Linked DNA regions of Homo sapiens: region 1 is linked to region 2. Evidence: read pairs that join two places in POLR2A ChIA-PET (ENCODE). Cell type or tissue: PC-9. All regions are shown on one strand. Each heading gives the region's core, and the rest is flanking DNA. Links, peaks and the distances in the headings are about the cores only. Region 1 overlaps COL5A1 (collagen type V alpha 1 chain). Region 2 has its middle 90 kb from the start of COL5A1.

Region 1 (11,403 bases), core at 1,847-9,846, 120 kb before region 2:
AAATTCCTGTTTCTAACTGTTCATTGCTAGTATCTAGAAATACAATGAATTTTTGTAAATTGACTTTGTATTCTGTCGCCATGCTAAACTTTTTAGTTCTAGAAGTTATTTTGTAGATTCCTTAGAATTTTTTTCACATAGTCACTAATGTGATCTGCAAATAAAGACAGTTTTACTTCATCCTTTCCAATCAATATGCCTCTTATTTTATTTTCTTACCTTATTTCACCAGCTAGGATCTCCATACAATGTTAATAGGTGTGATACGAGCAGACGTTCCTGCCTTGTTCCTGATCTTAGGGTGAAAGCATTTAGTATGTGGATTTTACATGAATGTCCTTTATCAAATTGAGGGGCTTCTCTTTTATTCCTAATTTATTGAGATTTGCTCATCATGTTTTAAGTTTAAAACTACTACAAAGTAGTATGTAATCCCAATTTTGCAAATACAGGCATGGAACAAATAGTAGAAAGTAAATACATCAAAATGTTCCTTTAGTAATGTGTTTGGTTATACTTAATAGAAACCAACATCATTAACATCATCATAATCATCACCATCACCATCATAATGGTTTAAACAAATAAGACATTATGACTCATTTTCATCTTCTTTTTTATACTTTTTGGTAGCTTTTAACACTTCTATCATGGACACATATTGCTTTTATAACAAATGAATGGAATAATAAATGCCAATTGGCATCTAGCAGGAAATTGCATTACATAATTAAGTACATAGATATTTAACATCTCTCCATATCTAACTGAAGCTGCAAGACAGTCATGGATCTTTGGCCTTTGCCTTGATAATGGGCAATTTTTAACTGGCCTTTATAAAACAAAACTGCATTTGCACTTCTCAGGAATGTCTCCACTTCCCAGGAGTGTGACATTTGAAGTGGGCCCCCCCACACCAAGTGTCCTCACAGGGCCCTTGGTCAGGCCCAAGTGCAGCTTGCACTTGCCCTTTCAGACAAAACTGTGGAATGTGGACAAAAGACAAACGCGCCTGTTGGCTCATTGTTCTTCCCCAGCCCTGGCATCGGACAGCACTTGCCTTTACGGTTTCATTACAACGGGCAGATTTAGAAATACAAGGAAATTGGCCCCGGGAGATGGTTTAGCACCTATTAAATGCTGCAAAACAGACAACGTGATAGAGGAAGCTAAAAGGAATACACTTCCAGTTACAAATGAAAGCCCCTCTCTGTCCACTCAACCCTTCACGCACTCGTCCAGATGTGTGGTTCCTCACACCCATCCGAGGGGAGCCACTTTAGAGCTGCGGGTGAGCCCAGTGGGGTTCCTCTCTGGCTCTGCTGACTCAGCTCTGAAATTATTTTATTCAGTTCTTTGATGCAAGTAAAGGAACATTGTGGTGGGTCACTGTGACCTTTGGGAGGAATATTTTACATTACTTCCCCGGGACCAGAGGCATTTTTCAATTACGAGAGCTTTGCAAGTTTTCAAAACACTAGAAATGGACTCAAAACCAGCTACATGGGCCCTGAATGAACACATAACTGTACTGTGCGAGATCCCAGAGACGCAACAAAGGATGCACCACACATTGGTGCACTGGGGGCAGGACTTGGAGCTGACGTTCCCCTGTGAGTCTGCACACCCAGTGGGTTAATGGAGCCAAGCTTCAAGGTCCCCTCCGCGGTGGGCAGCTGGGGGCTCTCCAGGTGTCTCATGCGCAGGAGCTGTCTGAACAGCTCCGTCTGCCCTCCCAGAAGTGGGTGAAGCACAAGTGTGTGGGGCCACATGGAGCTCATTTTCACACTGAAAAAATCCATCTGCAAGAATCCAACCTGCTGCCCCAGACGACTGAGTCAGGCTGCGGCCCCAAAGCTGCAGCAGGCCCCGACTTCACGTCTCCTCACAGCAGCCCAGGCCCACCTCTCTACCAGCCACCTCCAGACATCAGCTCCCTCCCGGCCTTGTGGTATTTCAGTGTGGAAGGCAGGCCCAGGCACATGCGTTTAGTGCAGCCACCAGGTGGGGAGAAGACCCGCAAGTCAGCAGAACCCCCACACAGACAGAGCTGTCCACTCCATCACCGCAGTGGGGACTCAGCACACAGATGGCCAGAGAAAGGGAGGGAAGGAGGGGAAAGTAATGAGCATCTAGTGAATGTCTGCTGGGTTCTAGAAGATTCCCTTACATTTTCTGACTCAATGGGAGGAGAGGTCTAAAGCTCTACATGCATGTGAGTTTCCACTCTTAAGAGTAATTCAGCTTCTCGGGACAGCCTGTGGAGCAGGAAGTGCTGCTCCATCCTCCAGACAACGACCCGGGGGCTTGCCTAAAAGGGTCTCCAAGACGTGCCACAGGCCCAGGAAACAATCACACCAGGGCCCAAGCATTAAATCACAGCTCCCCACTGCCTCTCTAGGAGCAGAGAGGGGGAAGTAACTGGCTTAGCATGGGTGAGCAGCCCCAGTTCTCGGACATGGGGTCCACCTGGGTTTAACACCTAAGGATAACACTGCCTGGGGCACAGTTGCTCAGGTGACAACTGCCTGTTGGTTGGAATGTAATTCTGCAATAAAAAGGCTTTAAAATGTCCCTATGCTTGGATGCAGTGAGTCAATGTCTAAGAATCCGCCCTAAGGAAATAATCAGAGAGACAGAAAGGATTTATCAGAAAGATGTTCATCCAAGTGTCATTTATAACAGCAAACGATTGGAAACAACCCAAACCCAACATGAGAGGAACAGTTAAGAAAACTATGATACAAACATGCGGTGGAATGTTCAGCAGCCGTTGAGATATTTACAAAGAGCTGATAATGACATCAGAAAATCTCTGTGTCTAAGTGCAGGGCACAACACCGTTTCTGCACATGAGTTCAACCATGCAAAGAAAAAATGTGAGGAAAGGAAAATAAAGTCATTTTGATATTTCCCAAATGTACTATAATGAGTATGCGTTCCTTTTAGAGTCAAGAAAAGTTAACAAAGTTATTTGGAGAATGAGTTGCGTCTCTGAATCTATAAGCCAATATCCAGGAACATGTGGACTTTAAATTCCCAGTTCTCAGTTCCCACCATGGAGTTGTCTTATGTCTTACTGTCAACAGGAATGCTCTCCTCACTTCTCCCCTCCCATCCACACCCCACCTCTGCGGAGAGCCAGGGTTACTTCCACATCCCCACTTCCTCCGGCGTGGTAGGCTGCCTCCTCTCATAACTCTTAAAAAGCACTCAGCACCTCATGATGATTCTGACTGTACCGTCGGCTGCTGCTGCAACTGGATTTCTCTTGTCTCTCAGTTCAAGCCAACAAAACAGCTTGAGAATCTAGTTGTATCTGGTACCATTCAAAGCACTGCAGAAACTAGTAAGTTAGCCACTCCTGGCCGCCTAGTGTAGACAGTGGAAGTCTGAGATGGTCGTAAACCACCCTAACACAAAAATGCCAATCGCTATGGTAGAGGAGGCAGCCCAGTGCTATGACAAAATCATGGACAGATGAATGGATGGGTGGATAAGTGGATGGATGGATGAATGGATGTGTAGATGAATGGATGGAAGAAGGGATGGAAAGAAGGAAGGAAGGAAGGAAGGAGAAGGGAAGGGGAGGGGAGGGGAGGGGAGGGAAGGGAAGGGAAGGGAAGGGAAGGGAAGGGAAGGGAAGGGAAGGGAAGGGAAGGAAAGGGAAGGGAAGGGAAGGGAAAAGGAAAGGGAAAGGGAAAGGAAAAGTGAAAGGGAAAAGGAGGGAGGGAAGGAAGGAAGAGTAGGTGGAAGGGAGGGTGGATGGGTGGGTGATTGAATAGATATATGGTCTGGATCAATGGGTGAAAGGATGGGTGGATGGATGGATGGAAGGATGAGTAGATGAATGGATAGGTGAGTAAATGGATAAATGGGATGGATGGTTGGGTGAGTGGGTGGGTGGGTGGATGGATGGATGGATGGATGGATGGATGGATGGGTGGGTGGGTGGAAGGATGGATGATTGGATGGGCAGAAGGATGGATGGATGGATTGATGGATGAATGGGTAGATGGATGGATGAATGGATACATAGATGGAAGGACAGTTGGATGGTTGGTTGAATGAATAGGTGGGTGGACAGGTGGATGAACAGTGAATGGGTACATGAGTATATGGACACATGGAGTATGGACAAATGGGTGGACAGATGGATGGGTAGATTAATGATATGGATGCACAGGTGAACGGATGGAAGAACAGTTGGATGGATGGGTGAGTGGGTGTCTGATTGGATGGATTTATAGTTTAGATGGATGGGTTGGTATATACATGGATATATGGGTAGATTAATGGTATGGATGGACAAGTAGATAGATGGATGGATGGATGCATTGATGGATGAATGGGTGGGTAAAGACACCAATACACCTTTGCTGATTTAAACTAAATTTAAGGCACCCAATTTCTTGCTGTTCTCTCCTGCTACCCTACCTGGTGTTGAGTGATAGCCAAGCTAAATGCCTCACGCAAAGACCAAGATCACACAGTGATCAGGCGTTTGCACATTCTGTTCCTCAGACCTGGAATCCTCCTCTTCCCCCGACTCCCACTCTTGGTGAATTCCTATTCATCTCCTAGACCTCATCTTAGACATTGCTACCTCTGAAAGGGCTCCTTAAGCCTCATGCTGGATCAGTGGCCATCCTATGTGTTTATTCTTATAGCATTAGATTGAACCATGTGAAATGGCCAATGTTTGATCATTCTGGCCTACAGGATAGCAATTCCACATGGATCACAAGATCTTCTGATTGTCCAATCCCAGCAGGACACAGGACTCGAGAGCAGGGACCACACTTCACCTTTTTGCTTCTGACATTTGGGGCTATGACTGACCCAAAGTGCCTGGTACATCCACAACACTGTCAGCTGAAAAGGTGGATGAGCAGGTCTCAACTCCTTCCCACCCCTCACAGCTCTGTGTTCCAACACAACAGACCAGCTCAGCCTACCTGGTAGGAAGAGCAGAGGCTGAAGTTTGGGGGAAATGTCATGTTCCAGCAGGGACTGCATAGAAACAAGACACAAAACGCCCTAGGAAGTGAGGGATTTCAGCTCCTTTTCTAGGATGAACGGATCCCTATTGCTCCACAGAGCCCCCTGTCCTAGAGTCAGGCACTTGTCACCCCCTCCCATGACTGTCTGTGCCTGAGGACTTCCAGGTGAAGGACCTTCAAATCTTGTGTCTGGGCTGGCTTCCTGGGAGGTGGGGCACCTCTAAGCAGAGAATCAGCCAGAAAGGAAGACTGCAAGGATACCTGTGATGTGGAAAGAGATAAGCCTAGCGACAGCAGGTGGCCCTGCTGCTGGACACCAAGGTGAGGCCCTAGTGGGGCAGTGCATGGAGATGGTGCAGTTATGAGTGACAAGTGAGCACCAGGGTGTGGGGTGGTGCTGGCAGGGCTGGAGGTCACCGGCCACACCACTTCCAAGCCATCAACTGCTGAGCACCAGTGACCAAACAGAGCCCATCCCACTGCAAATGCTGTCACATCCTTTGTCCCTCTGACTCCCTGAAGAAGGCCCTGGTGGTCAGCGTTCCACAGCCACTGATCCTGAGAGGGCCTGGAGGCATTTCCAAACCTCCAGTGCCCACCAGATAGGCTAGGGACAGGTGCCATGCATGGCCAGGATGCTGCCAATTGTGAATAAGGTACAATGTGTGTGCATCCATTCCACGGGTGAACATCAAATAACAGGACAGGCACTGAGCCCACAGAAGTTCTGTGCTGGGAAAGTCACCATAAGCAGCTAGATCCAAGGTCCCAGCTCTCAGTCGTATGGTTCCTGGCAATTTCCTTCATGTTCCTCTTTTCTAAAACAAGCTCGTCATTATGCCCGATGACTGAAACATAATGTCTAGAGATCAATGCCAGACCCACAGGAAGTAATCAAAAAATGGTTATGTGTCATCACCCTGTCATCAGCACTGGGGTCATGTCATCCCCATCCTCGAGGAGATGTGAGTTATTTTGCAAAGGCAGCTCAACATGTATACCGTGAAAGAAGAAAATAGTGAATTTAATGAAGGACCAAAATGTTTTACCCTATCGCACAGGTGAAGAAACTGAGTCCCAAAGAGTCTACTCCCCCAAATCTCACAGACTCAGTGCTGAATCAAGGCCAGCCCAGGTTTGTGTCCCCATACCCGCTGGCAGAAGAAAAGGGTCACGATGGGCTAGCCACACTCCATCCTCCAGGCACCCCCAGTGAGGGAGCCCCCTGGTAGAGAAAGGACAAACTAGCTTACCCCACCCTGAGGCCAAACAAGAGAGGCAAAGGCCTTGACCTTCACGAGCTCTCAGTCATCCAGGAGAGAGAAGAGGAAGACGCATGCCAGGCTGGGACTGTCCCTGGCCAGCCCAACCTGTGTGCCTTTGAGAACGAGTCCCCTGAAGCCTGCTCATGCCCACTGACACCCAAGGCCCAGAGCCTCCCCAAGAAGAGAATTCTCCTTTCTGGACAGACTCGCCTGAGGCCAAAAGCCACTCTCCAGAGAAGAAGGCCATGGGCCTGAGCAGAATGGCCCCAGGAGCCTGTGCTGAGCCCAGGGACCCCGTGCCAGTTTCTCTGCCCCCAGTTTACTAAGTGACACCAGGAGAGGTAGGTACCAGCCTCAGGTTCCCCACCTGTAAAATGAGTGGATGAAGGATGGCAACGACAGTTTCAGTTCTGAGCATCTACAGGGGCACACTCCTATTTTCGGAGCATTACTGAGTGATCATATATAGTCAATCCAGCCTCTGCCTGGGTTGATCTTGTTTCCTGTCTTTGTCCTTTTTTTATTTTTATTTTATTTTATTTCGAGATGGAGTCTCGCTCTGTCACCCAGGCTGGAGTGCAGTGGCGCGATCTCGGCTCACTGCAACCTCCGCCTCCCGGGTTCAAGCGATTCTCCTGTCTCAGCCTCCCAAGTAGCTGGGACCACAGGCATGTGCCACCACACCAGCTAGTTTTTGTATTTTTAGTAGAGACGGGGTTTCACTATATTGGTCAGGCTGGTCTTGAACTCCTGACCTCAGGTGATCCACCTGCCTTGGCCTCCCAAAGTGCTGGGATTAGAGGCGTGAACCACCATGCCTGGCCTTTTTATTTTTTAAGACCACAAGTTGTTTTAATTGACTAAGTCATTTCAGCCAAAGGCCAGCTGCTTGCTTGCTGGAAAGGTTCTCAGCTCCCAGAGCCGCCAGCCCCACGTCCCTGTCCCTGCTCTGTGTTGTGCACACACAACTGTCCACCTTCCAAAGACCCACCTGCTGAACAACAACGCATTCAACCCCTTTCAAAAGATTCAGGAGAGACCTGCAGCCTGTGCACCCAGCCGTCCACTCTACAGAAACTACACACGAGTCCCAATTTGTATGCATCCCTTTTCAATAATCATAGACAAGCCTAGATTTGTGTGTCTTTTCTTTGAGTAGAGATGGATCCATTACGACGAACATTCTTCATTCTGCTTTGCTTTACTTAACATATCTTGGAGATTGGTGTACCTCAGCAAATGAAAACTTCATCTTCTTAGCTGCTGTGCTTGTTTTGTTCTGCATGGTAACCCACCTAAACGGCTCTCGCCCTTCCAGACAGTGCTGCACAGCGGTTCTCCACACACACGTATATCTGCAGGAAACATTCTGGGAACTGGAGATGCTGGTCAAAGAGTATGTGTGTTTTTGTTTGCTTGTTTGTTTGTTTTGAGACGGAGTCTCTCTCTGTCGCCCAGGCTGGAGTGCAGTGGCATGATCTCGGCTCACTGCAACCTCCGTCTCCAGGGTTCACGTGATTCTCCTGCCTCAGCCTCCTGAGCAGCTGGGATTACAGACGCCCGCCACCACACCTGGCTAATTTTTGTATTTTCAGCAGAGACAGGGTTCCACCATGTTGGCCAGGCTGGTCTCGAACTCCTGACCTCAAGTGATCTGTCTGCCTCAGCCTCCCAAAGTGCTGGAATTACAGGCGTGAGCCACCGTGCCCAGCTCTAGTTTTTGTATTTTTAGTAGAGATGGAGTTTCATCATGTTGGCCAGGCTGGTCTCGAACTCCTGGGCTCAGTTGATCCACCCTCCTCAGCCTCCCAAAGTGCTGGAAATATAGGCATGAGCCACCATGCCCGGCCAAGTACATGTGTTTTAATGCTTGGATAGATATTGCCAAATGCCTTTCAGAGAAGGCACCATGGGAACACCCACTGCCCCTCACAGGAGCCAGTGTCACAGACTCTCAGCTTCTGTTCTCTGTCCATCTGGCCGAGGGAGCAGTGCCTCTCCCTGGGGATTCACCTCCATTCTCTCCTTGTGAGTAAAGTCTAACATCTTCTCACATGTTTAAAAGTCACCTGTATTTTCCTTCCTGAGAACTTGCCATGTGTGTCGGCCATCTTGGTGTTTGTTTGCTGGACTTTTCTGACTGATCAGTGGGAGTTCCTTGCAGGTCGACCCCCTTTCCGTCAGATAGGTGTAGATTCTCTTCTTACGGTGACCAGTTGTTTTTTTGCTTTTCTTTTGGCCAGATAGAAAATCTTGACTTTTATGGGGTCAAACTGTTTTCTTTTATAACTGCAGGGGCTTACGTCATACTCGGAAAAGCTTCCCATCCCAAGACTGTAAAACCTGGCCTCCCATGTTTTCTTCTAGTAGTTTTATGGTTTCATTTTTAAAGTTCGCATCTCAGATCCATCTGGAATGCATTTTGGTAGAAGAGTAGGGCAGGATCCAATCTTTTTTTCCCAGACGGATTCTGCAACACTCTAGCCCAGTTCAATGATGAATCCTGTCTTTCCCAGCCAACATGACAGGCTGTCTTTACCAAACCCTACATTTCTGCCAGTGCCCTGGCTTTAAAGGGCAAAAGCTCTGCCTTCCCACCAGCTGACTGATTCCCGAGGGTGGGCAGGGGGTCTGCTGCTTGCCCAGCACCCCCAAGATGTTCCCTTCCCCCTGGAGAGCCCAAGAAGGCCTCTAGCACCCTCCGGTGGTGGCAGCTCTGGTGACCCGCCACAGCAAGCTTCCTCAACACCCCTGCCCTTGCAGTATCAAAAAGGGGGAGCCACCCCAATATCCAATAGGCGACACTTTAAATTAGACTTTTGACAGCTGTCGTGAATGAAAGAGAATGCCTGCACTCTAATGTGGCATGACAAAGTCCAAGTCCAAGTCCTCAGGGCAGAGGCCTAGGGATGGTCTAGGCGTTCCCCATCCGCCACCACAACGCATTTCCCTCTGTACTTTCTTCTCTGTATTCATAATCTGGGTTTGGGAGAATCTGGGTTTACAGTCATTTTTATTTTCTTCTTTATACTTTTTGGTGTTTTCCAAAATGACTATAATGAAATGTATTATTTTCATTAAAAATAGATATTAAAGAAGGAACTGGAGGAGGAGGAAAATGCTCAAGTGACATTTATCCTCCCCCCTCAAGTGCCCATGGCCTCCCAGCCCTGCCAGGTTGGCCAGGGCGGCCTCCTTGCACCTCCCCAGCAGACTCCCGAGGCCTCTGAACACCTGGGCCACACTCCCTCCCCCAGCCCCAGCCCTTCACCCTCTTAGGCTATCAGGACAGTATGGGGACAGCAGAGAGGAGAAGTGTGCTACGTTCTGGGACAGGCCCCCGGCCACCACACACTGACTCCAGGATGAGGAGCCCAGGTGTTCAAAGCCTCAGGGCCAGCCCAGGTCAGGCCAGGCATCCTCTCTTCTTTCTTGGCCCACACGGCCCTCCTTCCAGATAGGGGCTGCGTCCGATGGATGCACCCAGCACAGCAACGTGCAGAGAACAGTTGTTCAGGAAACGTCGAACTTCATTTTGAGAACATGGTCTCTTCAACCACCCCCTCAGCAAAGCCACCCACAGGGCCTTTGACATCGTACATGCTCACAGAAATGTGTGGCGAGTTGAATGCAAAGGCAGTATTTTTAGTAAATTTCCAAACATGGAGGCTCACAGAGCAGGCAGTAGCTGTGCAGCAAACACTCATCGGTCTCTGCTAACGAGGCAGATGAGGTTCTACTATAGCTAACAGCCCCAGGTTTAGAGTGACCAACTCTGGTGCAGAACTTGCGGCCCGAGGAAGATGTAATTAACAACAGATTCAGAGCATCGCTTTGCAGCCCAGAGGGTTTCATGCGAGTTAGCCCGTCCCCATCCAAGCTGGCAGCCGTCCATGTCCCCACCTCACTCTAGAGCTGTGAAAGCTGAGGCCGGGAGAGAGATCAGAGGAGAGATATGGGCTGCAGAGCATGAGGGTGGAGAACAACCCCCAGAGGCCCTTCCATCTGGGCTGCTCTCTTAAATCAACCCTCACTTCTACCCTCAGCCTCCCATCACCCAAGGAGCGCGGAATGTCCCCACTGGAGAGATTCAAAGTCCTTGGCAGGCAGCACTGGGCATCTACGTAGGGGTCAGGAAGGGTGCTGGGGAGGCCTAGGCCAGCTCCACTGGCACCGGCAGGCCTGAAAACACAGGCTTCAGAGCTTCCCAGGCTGTTAGGAAAGTCAAAGTGGAAAAGAAGGAGGCAGCCGGACTGGGCTGGAAACCAGCTGAGTTGTCAGAGAAGAATGTGCGAAGCCCTCAGCTTGACATATCCCAGGGAGGGTAGCTGCCCTGAGCGGCCTGGAAGTCAGGGCCCTGCCTGGGGGCAGTTATGTGCTGGCCGCGTACACGACTGCAGAGATCAGATCAGGAAATATTTTCACAAGTGACTAGAAAGAGACCAGACTACCCTCCTTCAGAGGAATTTTTTTTTTTTTTTTTTTTTGGCCAAGATATTGACCAGGCATCACATTTTATGGAGAAAGGCACATACTTAGAGCCCAGTAATTTCATTTGGGCTTAAACTCAGCACAGGGAGGGCTGGATTACGGAAGCCAACAGACAGGCACAGAGTCAGGTTCCCGCCTCTGCGTGAGTAACCGCCCCAGAGAAGGCGGCTTTCAGCATGGAGCACTCACAACACTGGCATCCGTGTCCAGTTGAATGCCATCCTGGGACTCGCCTTAGCATCCTAGAGAACAGAAGCCGCTGGAGGGAAGGGCTGGAAAGGGAAGAAGCGGTCGGAGGAACAGCGAGGTTGGCACTGCTTAAGGAATTCTGGAGCACAGCTGGAAGAGCTCCTGGGAGTCATTTATAGGGTGAGATGATTGATCCCAGAATTAAAGACATTTAGGTTGAAAGGGCCTGGAGAGATTACAGCTAAGAAGGTGCTGGGTGACATCTGGGAAAACTCTCAGGAAGATGCAGTGGGCTGGGCAGGGTTGCATGGGGAGGGGGGTATGGGTGCAGCACAGAGGGGACACTGGCGTCTAAGAGAGCCACCAAGTCTCAGCTCTGCTCCCTATTGGCCAAGTCAACTGGGCACGTCCTCACAGAGTCAGGAGAACCGTACTGACCTCACAGGACTGGTGGG
Region 2 (11,403 bases), core at 2,044-10,043:
CTTTCACCTTCCCTGCATGCTCTTGCAATTCCCACAGAGGATTCGTCAACCATCACCCTCACCCCACAAAGCAGCAACCTGTTCCCAGGAAGAAATGAACACAGGAAAGACAGAAAACATGCCAGGGACCTGATTGCATATGGCGGCTGAGCACTCCCAGTGTGACGGCCTAGAAGCAACCTGGCTATGGGATGAGAAAAGGAGGAAGCGTCCACCCTCTGACACACCTACTGTTTCCACACCGAGGCCCCTGCTGTCTCCAGCGCACATCTGCGAGCCAGTGTCTATCCCACAAAGCCAGCTGCCAGGGTCCCGGCCTCTTCATCATGGTGCGTGCGGCCACGGCCCAGCCTGCTCGCTTCCTGCTGCATTAGAACATCTCCTCACTGGGGATTCCAGGGCCCTGAGCATTCTTGAGCAAATCTGTTTCCTTGCAGAGCGCATATCTCAGGCAGACACAGAATGTATAGAAAGAGCCAGGCCATCTGGGCTGCAGTCCACAGGCACAGGGCTGATGTTGCAGTGTTGGACACGCTGTTGACTCCACACCCAGCTGAGCTGGAAGGCTTTCCCTTGCATCTCCCAGCCACCGCTGACGAGAGGTCCCTGACGAGAGGTCCCTGCCCAAGTCCAGCCCAAGGCACCCCTGAGGGTTTGGCAGGAGTGGGGCACAGAGCCCACTGGTAGGGAGAAGCGGCTGTGGGCTCAGGCAGCCCTGGCTTTGAATCTGCGGTGCCCCTCACTCGCCATGGAAACTGGAGAGGTGGAAGCTGCCCCTGTGGGTCTCCATCTGCTCATCTGGGAGAAGCAGCCATAAAAGCTACCTGATTTGGTGTTTTCAGGGGTTGTTTGTTTGAGATGGAGTCTTGCTCTGTCACCCAGGCTGGAGTGCAGTGGTGCGATCTCCACGTACAGCAACCTTCGCCTCCCAGGTTCAAGCGATTCTCCTGTGGCAGCCTCCTGAGTAACTGGGATTATAGGCGCCCACCACCACACCCAGCTGATTTTTATATTTTTAGTAGAGGTGGGGTTTCACCATGTTGGCCAGGGCGGTCTCGAAATCCTGACCTCAGGTGAGCTGCCCGCCTCGACCTCCCAAAGTGCTGGGATTACAGGCGTGAGCCACCATGCCCTGCCGTGCCTGATCTATTGAATGGACTCAGAGAGGCAGTGAGAGGTGAGAGCTCAGTAGACAGTGCCTGCAGCAAGGCGGTTCTGTGGGTCCCCGAGACATGCTGAAGCCTCCACCCCAGGCCCTGTACCAGGTACCTGACAGGATGAGGTCACCTACCATTTCCGATGGGTGGGCAGGGCCCCCATAGAGCTCAGACACTGCTGGGCTTGCTCCTGGGCTCCCCCCCGCCCCCGACACAGGGCTGGCATGCAGTGGGTGCTCCAGGAAGCCCCCAATCAGCCACAGTCCAATGACCAACTCCTGACCTTTCCCTGTGAGCCCAGACTCCTTTCAGGGAGGAGCATGTCCCAGAGACAGTCCTGCAGGTGGCAGGCGGGTTCGGAGAGAACCCTGCCCTTTACTTTTTGGAATTAGGGCCTCCCAATCGGAGCCAACATCCTGGGACCCTCGACAAGTCCCTACCCTCCTGTGGGTCTCCCATTCCCATGGGGAAACACATGGGTCAGCTTTCCCCTGCAGCCCCAGCTGGCTCTAAGAGCCTTCCTTCCAGAACATGGTAAGTAATTTATCAAAGGTTCTCAAAATGCCCTGCCCCCTCTGCCCAGCTCTGTGGCTCAGAGAAAATTCCTGTGCTCTTTCCATGACTTCCTGCAATGCCTTCCCACATGTTTCCATATCACTGGGTCCTGTTCCCTCAGCCGTCCCTGCAGCTGTGCGGTTTTAACAACTGCTGGCCTAGAAGGCAGCATCCACTGAGACAGTGACCACTGAGGAACACGATAGACTCAGAAATGGGGAAACAGCCGCCCAGAGACGGCAAGCGAGCTGCCCAAGGTCACACAGCGTAGGATGGGTGCTGGGATGCTATGATGCCCTCCACCCACCTCGCTATCCTCAGGGGCCTCCCTGAGATCTCCCAGGCTTCCTGTGCCCAGAGTATCCACGAACCCAGGACCTGGCACAGCCACCAGCCACTCTGCATGGCTGGACCCATCATCTGTGGACCACTGAGCCTTTGGGCTTATCTGGATGATTCTAGCCCCACCCTGGCTGGGCTCAGACTGTCTCCAGGGCCTTGGGGAGAGCGGCTGGCCCAGCATGTGGATGAGCTCAGCCTCCCGCGTCTGGTCCCCAGATGCCCCAGTGAGACCTCCTCTGCCTTCTCAGGCGATCTTCCTCTGATCCCCACCCAGCACGCTTGTCCTCAGGAGACAGAGGTCAGCTCGTGCTTGGCCCGCAGAGCCCAGGCCATGGAGGGCCCAGCCAGGACAGCCAGCGGAGGTTGCCTTGCAAGCCTGGGGGTGGAGCCTCCATGGCTGGCTGCAGAGCCGAGCAGGGAGGAGGCCAATGCTGTGAGTGCAGGGAGGGGCTGGTGATGCCTGCCATGGCATAGATGGGGGCAAGGCTCACTGTGTGGACCACGATGGAGGTGCCCTTGAGTCGCTGTGGCACTTGTCCACCTTAGGGCTTGTTTGCTGGTCTGGATGGGTAGGAGAGCAAGGGGGGCCCTGTCAGTCCAGGGCTCCGCCTGGGCAGCGCTCTACACAGACAGTGCCCAAGGCAGGTGCGGCGTCCACAACAGCGGCGCTTCCTCAGTCCTGCAGAACTGGACACCTCAGCACCCGAGCTGCTGTCACCCAAACCGTCTCACCTGAGCCTCCCAGCAGGTGACGAGCGCAGAGCAGGGGGAGTCAGTCCATCTCTCGGATGAGGCACTGACCCCCAGGGCAAGGTCACAGTCAAGGCAGTCTGGAACCCAAATCTCTCTCAAGCCCAAGTGACAGGCCCCTGCGGAGCCACCTCCCACCAACCCCAGCGGGCTGTGCCGCTCATAGCTCCTCTACGTCCTGGCAGCCTAGAGATCCTGACACCCTAGACGCCCGCCTCCCAGCATTGTCCATCTCTGGCTTTCTGTTTGCTGGGCCTCCGGAGTGCCCTCCATCCACAGGGCATCGGCCCACCTGGGTCCCCTGAAGTGCCTTCCTGTCTCCCCACCTTCCCAGCCCCCACACCCCCCTGCTCACTCCGCCAGGCCTGCAGGACTCCCAGGCTCTGTGTCTCCCTCAGACCCACCCAGGCCCCCCGAGGGCTGACAGCCCCCATCCCCTGCTGGGAAATGAATTCCCCCTCCCCAGCCTTCCTCTTCCTCCCCTTCTCTTTGCCCGGAAAGGCATTCGGCAAGAAAGTGAAAGGAGAGGCTTTCTCTTCTTATTAACCTGGAGTTGTGTTGCGGGCGGCGCCAGAAACTGCAAAACCATCGCTGTCCTCACATGTTTCTCTGGAGACCGAGGGAACCAGAGCCCTCCAGAGCCGCACAGGAAACCCCATTGGGGATTGGACGGCACCCCTGATGAGCTGCTATTCCCCAGGGAGCACTGAGGGGCTGGAGAACCTGGGGAGGCAGGAAGAAGATCACTCTGACTTTGCTGGGAGTGGCGTCTTCACCGTCACAGCCTGGCATCAAGGGGAGCACTTGTCAAAAGTCTGAGAGCATGGGGGTGGGCTCTGCCCGGCTTCCTGCCCGGACCTCCCAGGAAGCGGGGAGCCCAGGAGGAGGGGATGGAAAGTGCAGAATGCCGGCCTCGGGCCCCTGCTCTCCTCTCCCCAGCCTGCCTGTCCCAACAAGGAGGGCTGGTCCACACTCGCACTGGGCCAGCCGGGCCGCGCCAGGCCTGGCACATGCTGGGCACTCAAGAAGTGCCTGCTGCATGAAGGTTGGGTGAGCGCCATCTCCGAGCAATGCTGTGCCTACAGGCCACTCAGGGTGACTCTCTGGACACAGCCCACCCTGACTTCTGCCCCAAATCAAACTGCAGCTGCTGGTACTGCCGACAGCAGGGAAGCCCCTTGGGACCCAGGAGGAGGCCTGGTGGGGATCTGACGCGGCTGAGGCCCAGGCTGAGCTGGAGCCCCGGGTCAGCCCCAGGCACTGCATCACGGGCCACAGCTGGTTGGGGCTCTTCTCTCCACTACCCTGACCCAGCCTCTGGCCCGCCCCTTCCACTGCCCAAAAGGGAAAAGCCACAGTCTGGCTCTGCAGAGGGGAAAGTGCACTTGGTCAGGAGTGTCAGCAAAACCAAAGTCTAAAATGCTGAGCCCCCTGAGCTCAGAACTTAGTGTTCAAAGGCTCACCAAGTCCTGAGGTGTGGCCAGCAGTACGGAGCCAGCTGCAGGGACCCCACCCGAGGCAAAGGCCCAGCCCTGTCCTGGGGAGCTACAAGCCAGGGCAAGCATGGCTGAGGGACATGGGCACAGGTGGTCCCAATTCTCACCTTAGCAGGTGCTGGCCCTGGGGCACCAAAGGACTTCTGGGGGAGATGGTGCCCAGGGTGTGGCTGGCGGTTGATCTGGGGTTACTGGTCCTGTTTTCAGGTCACTGTAGTGGGGTTACATGGAAGCCCCCGGTCACACTCACCTAGAACCCCCATTCTGTTCCTGGGGGACCTGCACATCTGCAGAGGGCTTTCCATGCCTGCCCCACCCAGCTGGCACCCAGGGAGGTGGAAGAAGACAAGGCAGCCTCCCTCCAGTCCCTCAGACTCCGCCGGACCCCAGTGTCAGCAGAGCTGGTCACTGAGTAGTAGTAGTACTAGTACTACATGGGTACAAGGGAGACCCAAAGCCAGGACAGGGACCCCAGGCCACCCCCGACCCCACATCCGCTTGTTCAGCTGGACTGGCCAGGTTCTCCCTTCTCCTTGCCATTTCAATCATCTCAGGGCAATTTCCTTTCTCGTCTGAACTCTGATTCCTCCCCAGATGGCTTCCTCCCTCGTTCCCCCTCTAGCGGGTCTGGGCCAAGCCCCGTGGCTAAGGAACATCACAGGCCGTCGCTAGGAAGGGCACCGCGGCGGGTCGGCCGGAAGGCTCTGGCGGCAGCGCGCGTGCTTGGAAAGGGAAGTCCTCCTGCAGAAAGGCGCGGGCTGGGGCTTGGGGCCTGTCCCACCGAACCAGGCTCAGTGGCCACAACTATGCCATGAGCACATTTTTAGACTGTGAGTCAACTGCTAATAGAGTGATTTTTATAATCACCCCAGAAGGAAGGCTGATTTATAGCTCTTCTCGATGGAGCAGAGTCAGCAGGAGGTGGGTCTGAAATAGACTTGGGGTGGGGGGTGGGGGAAGGATCCCTCCTAGACCAGCCACTGGCCGGCGTGAAACAAGGCAGAGAAGGCTGCACAAACCTCTCGGCCCCTTGTCCACGGGGAGTCTGGGCTCCCTGAGATGAAGAGCAAGACCAAGTTTGCTGTCCTATCAATCAGGACACTGAATTAGATCCCCTAGGGCTGGCTTATATTACTGTCACTTCAGCATTTAGTTACAAGGGAAAATAAATCAATCGCAGAAATCATTGTCTGTGCTTCTATCCTATGCCAAGCCGTATGGATTTTGGGAGATGAAGAAGACCAACCTTTTGTGCAGGAAGGGGGCCACATGCAGGAAAAAGAAAGTTCCAGATGTAAACACATAATGGTCTGTGGGTCTCATCTGAGCCTGTTGAGCTTGAACTCAGTGGAGAGTTGTCCCGTCAGACCAGCCTGTTTGTGTGTCGACGGCTGCGAGGGATGCGCGCACGCCTGGACCGTTCAACCAGCGGCTGACGCGGCGGAGGCTCTGCAGCCTTTGCCCTCTGCCCCCTCCAGGTGGAAGGCCGGCTCCCTCACCTGCGGAGGATGCCAGGTCATGGCAGGGCTTCTGCAGGGCGGCTCCCAGGACCACTGGGGTCTCTACTTGGGAAAAGGGGCCATGGGCAGGGAGCCAAGACCCGAAAACTCAGCGACTCAGCCTTTTGCTTCTCCAGGACGGGGTCCTCCAGCACAGAGGACCCCTTCGATTCCACCCTCACACGCAGTTGACAACCAGCTCTGCCCCGCAGCTGCGGCCCTGGGGAACAGAGCGGCCCCAGCTCTAAACTGAAGGTGGGTGTGACGTCTCCCACACGGAGGATGTAAAGCGGGACAGGTGTGAAGAGGCGGAGAGATGCAGGTGCTGAAGCACCATCCAGTCCAAGGACAGCAAAGAGCCAGTGTCCACCTGGCCCCCTTCCCTCCTGTTCTCACAACACACGTTGCTGGTCAGCCCTCCCTCCTGTCAATTTTGGGCTGCTCCTCAGAGTCCTTCTCAACACAGCCCTCTGGGCCACCACGTGGAATTGGTGAGGATCATTTATGAAACAAGTTCTCCGTTTCTCTACATTATAAATAAAACTGAAACTCAGAGGGGCAAGGACCTGCCTGAGACCACTCAGAGTTGGAGCAAAGCAGACACGTGGCCGCAGTTGTCCAGAACACCCAGGAGAGGGGGCCGAAGGAGGTGTCCGGGGAGGCGGGAACACCTGAATGACACAGTGCCAGATGGGACAGGGGCTGCAGGGGCATCACTAAGGACACATGTGCTTGTTGAGTGAGTGAAGGATAAACATGAAGTCAACAAGACGTGGGGTGGGAGGTGGCACAGGAGCTGAGAAGGTGGAGTGGAAAAACAAACAGAGATGACAATCGACGGCCTGCAATGAAGGTTATTGTCATTAGGAAGCAAGTCTTTTATGATGGTGGGAAAAGAATATGCATTGGCTCGGCACTTGAAATGAATATTCCCATTTTATAACCAGCAAGACCCAAAGAAAGGGGATTGGTCGGAAACACCATAGAGCTGTTCCTCCGGGAGGCCCCCAGGGAAAGCAAGAGGGTCCCAGGCACAGCCACCACTGCCAGGGATGACCTTCAGAGAGAGGCCTCAGCCGCCACCACCCAGCCTCCACCACCCAGCCTTCTCCACCCAGCCTTCTCCACCCAGCCTCCACCACCCAGCCTCCACCACCCAGCCTCCACCACCCAGCCTTCTCCACCCAGCCTCCACCACCCAGCCTTCTCCACCCAGCCTCCACCACCCAGCCTCCACCACCCAGCCGCCACCACCCAGCCGCCACCACCCAGCCGCCACCACCCACCACCCAGCCTCCACCACCCAGCCGCCACCACCCAGCCTCCACCACCCAGCCTTCTCCACCCAGCCTTCTCCACCCAGCCTCCACCACCCAGCCTCCACCACCCAGCCTCCTCCACCCAGCCTCCACCACCCAGCCTTCTCCACCCAGCCTCCACCACCCAGCCTTCGCCACCCAGCCTCCACCACCCAGCCTTCTCCACCCAGCCTCCACCACCCAGCCTTCTCCACCCAGCATCCACCACCCAGCCTCCACCACCCAGCCTTCTCCACCCAGCCTCCACCACCCAGCCTGCAGCTGAAAACAAAACAGGTTGTGCCCTTCAGCAAGGGTGAGAGAGCCCAGTGAAAATGTCACTTTCCCTCAGATGGCTGCCTCGGTGGCTCTGTCTTACTGACTGTGTGTGCCGCATGTTTCTTTTATTTCAGCTGATGTGGGGTAACGGGGCCCTGCCTTCTCCCACAAACCCCCTGCCAGGACTCTGGAGGCAAACTGTCCCCAAAAGAAATGGTATGAGGCACCCTCAGCTCCTCCAGTGACCCATGGCCTGCTCCCTCCACAACATCCCCACCCCCAGCCTCAGGCTGGCACAGAGGGACAACCACGGCTGCGTAGACTCCCAGACGGATGCTCACGATGTTAGGGGCGGCCTGGCCCTGTGCCCACCTGAGGGTTCCCGGAATTCCAGCTGCCTGAGAAAGTCGGTGAGAGCCCAAGAAGGTGTTCTGGCACCCTGGATCTCCCGGATCTCCCGCTTCCCGAGGGGCCCGGAGAGAACAGACTTATGGAAGCATGGATTCTACGGATAGCCAGAGTCAGAGATGGTCTGGGTGCCAGCCACAGAAGGTACTGAAGCCAGAAGGGAAACACAACTGTCCACATACGGTAGTCAGTGCGGTTAAGAAGGAGGATTCCTGAGTCGGACATACCTGGGCTCAAACGGCTCTGCCACATCCTAAGTGCGTGGCCTTGGGGAGGGGCCTAACCTGACTCACCTGAGCCTCCTCATCGGTGGAGATGACACCTATGAGACGGGATAGCAGTGAGGTTGAAACACAGTAACACACGTGTTTAATCACACACATGCATATACACACACGCAGGCACACACACAAGCATGCGCACACTGCTTGGCACAGAAAGTGAGATATACTCAGTGCTGGGCTAGTACATGTTTAACAATCTTAGCTCTCTGGGGTAAACAAAATCCTAGAAAACAGACCCACTTTGTAGCACGCGCCGAGTCGACTTCCCCGGGGCAGATACTCCAAACCCTGGCTCTGCGCGCGATGTCCCTGAGCGGGCCTGGGAGGAGGTGAGAGTTACCCGCACGCCACCGGCTGCGCTGGTCCCAGCACAGGGCTGCTCCACCCAGAAGCTGCTGGCCTGACGGGTGACAGAGGGGCCTTTTGACCAGGCTGCAAGACTCTGACTTGGAGACAGGCCGCTGGAGGGTGAGTGCTATGGTTTGAACGTGTGCGTCCCCCCAGCATTTACATGTTGGAGCCTAAGGCCCAATGTGATAGTATTAAAGGGTGGGGCCCTTCAGAGGCGATTGAGTTATAAGGGCTGCAGCCCCATGAATGGGATCAGTGTCCTTATAAAAGGGCTCAAGGGACCTAGCTAGACCCCTTTTTGCCTTCCTGCCTTCCACCATGTGAGGACATAGTACGTGTCCCCTCCGGAGGATGCAGCATTCAAGGCACTGTCTTGGAGTGAGAGACCAGGCCCTCCCCAGACACCGAACCTTCCTTCGCCTCCTTGATCTTGAACTTCCCAGCCTCCAGTACTGTCAGCAATAATGTCTGCTGCCCCCAGATGACCCAGCCTGAGACGTTTTGTTGCAGTAGCAGACATAGACTGCCAGCGAGGATGGGGCCCCTCTCCAGAACGGCAGACACCCGTCCCTGACCATCTAATGGCCTTGTGCACCCAGAGGGTAGAATACACCAGTCTAAGAGCCAAGGGAAGGGAGAGGGGAGGTCCCACTCACCACACCCCTGTGATTGGGTGAGGGAGCTCATCTTCCTGTCTTCATAACGTCGGGCCCAGTGAGCCCAGGAGTCCAGTTTCTCCTAAGGCATTGCTGTCCCCAGAGACACAGGAAGAGTCCCCTCCAGTTTCCCTTGACTGCCTCTTGCTCACTGTGGGCTCCTCACGCCAACAGACCAGCAGCGTAAGAAGGAGATGGTCACTGAAGCGGGAAATTGGCCTCTTAGCCGGAGTCACTGGGCCTGCTCCTCGTGGGGGGGTGGGGTGCTGCTGCCACACAACAGGGGAGGGAAGAACACAGTTTCAACTCTGCGCACACCCCTAAGCATGTGTGAGGGTGACAGGACAGATGCAAGAGCTGGTTGGAGAAGGGCCTGGTGACCGGGGCACTGACCTGAGGGGCAAGGGTGGGGGTCACCCAGCTTAAGGCCAGACCAGCAGAGGCAACAGGCGGGGGTGAAGGGAATTGAGAATGGGTGGCTGAGGGGAGAAATGACGAGGCTGGCTGCAACCGGGCGAGGGTGGAGGGTGCCGTGGTTTATCCCATAACCCTTCTGTTACCTTTCCCCAGAAAAACAGATCAGCCGAAGCTCTCGCAGAGTAACTGAGTGTTCGAGGAAGTGAGGAGGCTGCAGCAAATGTTCTCGTGTGCCCAAGATGCCACCCTCAAGACCAAGGCTGTCACTCCAGGCGGGCCTGGAGCTGCCGGCGGATCACAGCAGAGTCTCTGCCAGCTGCCCTGCACCCAAGGGAGCTGCACTGTGTGAGGTCACGCCCGCTCCCAGGCCCAGCCACATCTCAGGACAAACCGCATGGGAGTCGGTCCGGAGGCTCAGCCCGCTTACCTCAACGCAGGACAACTCCAAAGGGAATCCCAGCTCCAGAGCCGTCCACAGGACGGGCTGACGCCCGAGTTCACGACCGCGTCACCACTCAACTCCTCCCTCCGCCCTGTGCTGCACCCCTCACGCCCTTTTAGGTGTTGGTCCCAAAAGCGTTTCCCCAAAACCACCCATACATAATTCTCTATTTCCAAGGACTCCAGAGAGCCCGTCTTAAGACACTTTGGTTGCAAGACCCCAAACCAACATGAATGGTGCCCCTAGCCAGGTGTAATGGGAGAGAAGGCCCGTGGTGGAGGCCTCGGCTCTGTCTGTCATAACTGGAAGAAGAGGGTGGTGGCTGCCAGGTGCTTTGCCAGGTCCCGCTTACCACCCTGGGGCATTGGAGGAGTCACCCGTTGCTGCCCATCTCAGCAGACAGGGGCAGGTGTCCCCGGAGCATCGCCCCTCAGGGCAGGGCTGTGAGTTTTCACTCCACGGAGGCTCAGGCCATTCCCAGCAAGAGGAGGCCATGTCCGCGTGGCACATTCTAACATATGGTGAGTGTGATTGTAATCAGTTGTCCAAAACCCATGGGGATTGACTGTTCATCGACTCCCTTTCAGGGGCTGTTGGAAGAATTAACTGCACGTCAACTAGCCGCGGAAAAAGGCTGAACTGCTTCTCAGCATGTGTGTGGAATTCTTGACTGGGATTTTCAATATGGTTCAGAGCCAAACTTTTCTTTCTTTCGGAAAACATCTGAGAGTCTGCTGAAAGCCAGTGAGAAAGTAATCCCATGTACACATTCTCGGCAAGCCTCAGGCTGAAACGGCTCTCACATGTGGACTCGAGCCTGCCTGGATACAGACGGGTTGGAGACGGATCTGCTCAAAGGCGGCTCAGCAGGAGTGAGAAACCAGTCCTTCCTGAGCTTTCTGCAGCCCCCCGGGAGCCCACTGAGGAGGCTCAGAGGCTGCTCTGGGACAGGGAGCAGCCAAGGTGGGACGCAGGGCAGTGGGCAGGCTTCCCCGGGCAGCAACGCCAGCACCCCTGCTTCCAGCATCCCCATCTCAGTCCCCTTCACATGCAGGACTTCCCCCAAGTGATTAATGTGACAAAGGGGCCCTGTGGCTAAGGAAACACCAAGGCACAGGACGGTCACGTAAACGACAGCCACGCTTCGGCAAGGTCCCCACTGGAAATACGGAAGCGAGACAGCGCGTCTGCAGCCACGTGTCCGTCGGGTACCGAGCCACCCAGTTCCATGCTGGGACCACATGGATGGGGAGGGGACACCGTGGCCACCCCCTAGGCATTGCTCAGTCATTCTTGTACAGCGTACAATCGCCCGTTTATAGGAAGAATGCTGACCATATATTCTGGTTTTCCATGCGCAATACTTCACTAGGAAAGAATGCAGAACTCACCAGAAGGAGCACACGCTGCAGTTTTCCCCATCAACCAAACCTCTTCCCAGGGATTGGGAAATAGGATGGCGGGGCTCT

The links. ChIA-PET counts read pairs that join two places held together with the same protein. Peaks named below come from ENCODE experiments on the same cell type or tissue, not always from the same donor. Only the 100,000 strongest peaks of a DNase experiment are listed, where the experiment ranks them.
Region 1: POLR2A ChIA-PET joins it to region 2 with 15 read pairs; 2 of 35 experiments call an interaction of 5 or more read pairs at or near these places.

What each region holds. Positions count from the first base shown.
Region 1 is chr9:134,661,495-134,672,897 of GRCh38, reverse strand. All of the region lies in intron 1 of COL5A1 (collagen type V alpha 1 chain), which reads right to left. Among named protein-coding and RNA genes, the nearest start is that of COL5A1-AS1, 14 kb to the right of the region's middle. In PC-9, for the core only: no CTCF peak of the experiment used is centred there; a DNase peak (open chromatin) is centred at 2,587; H3K27me3 peaks cover 869 bases.
Region 2 is chr9:134,545,846-134,557,248 of GRCh38, reverse strand. No RefSeq gene overlaps it. Among named protein-coding and RNA genes, the nearest start is that of COL5A1, 90 kb to the left of the region's middle. RefSeq lists enhancers at 1,832-2,434, 3,298-3,818, 3,819-4,340, 11,229-11,403. In PC-9, for the core only: no CTCF peak of the experiment used is centred there; a DNase peak (open chromatin) is centred at 5,078; H3K27me3 peaks cover 2,825 bases.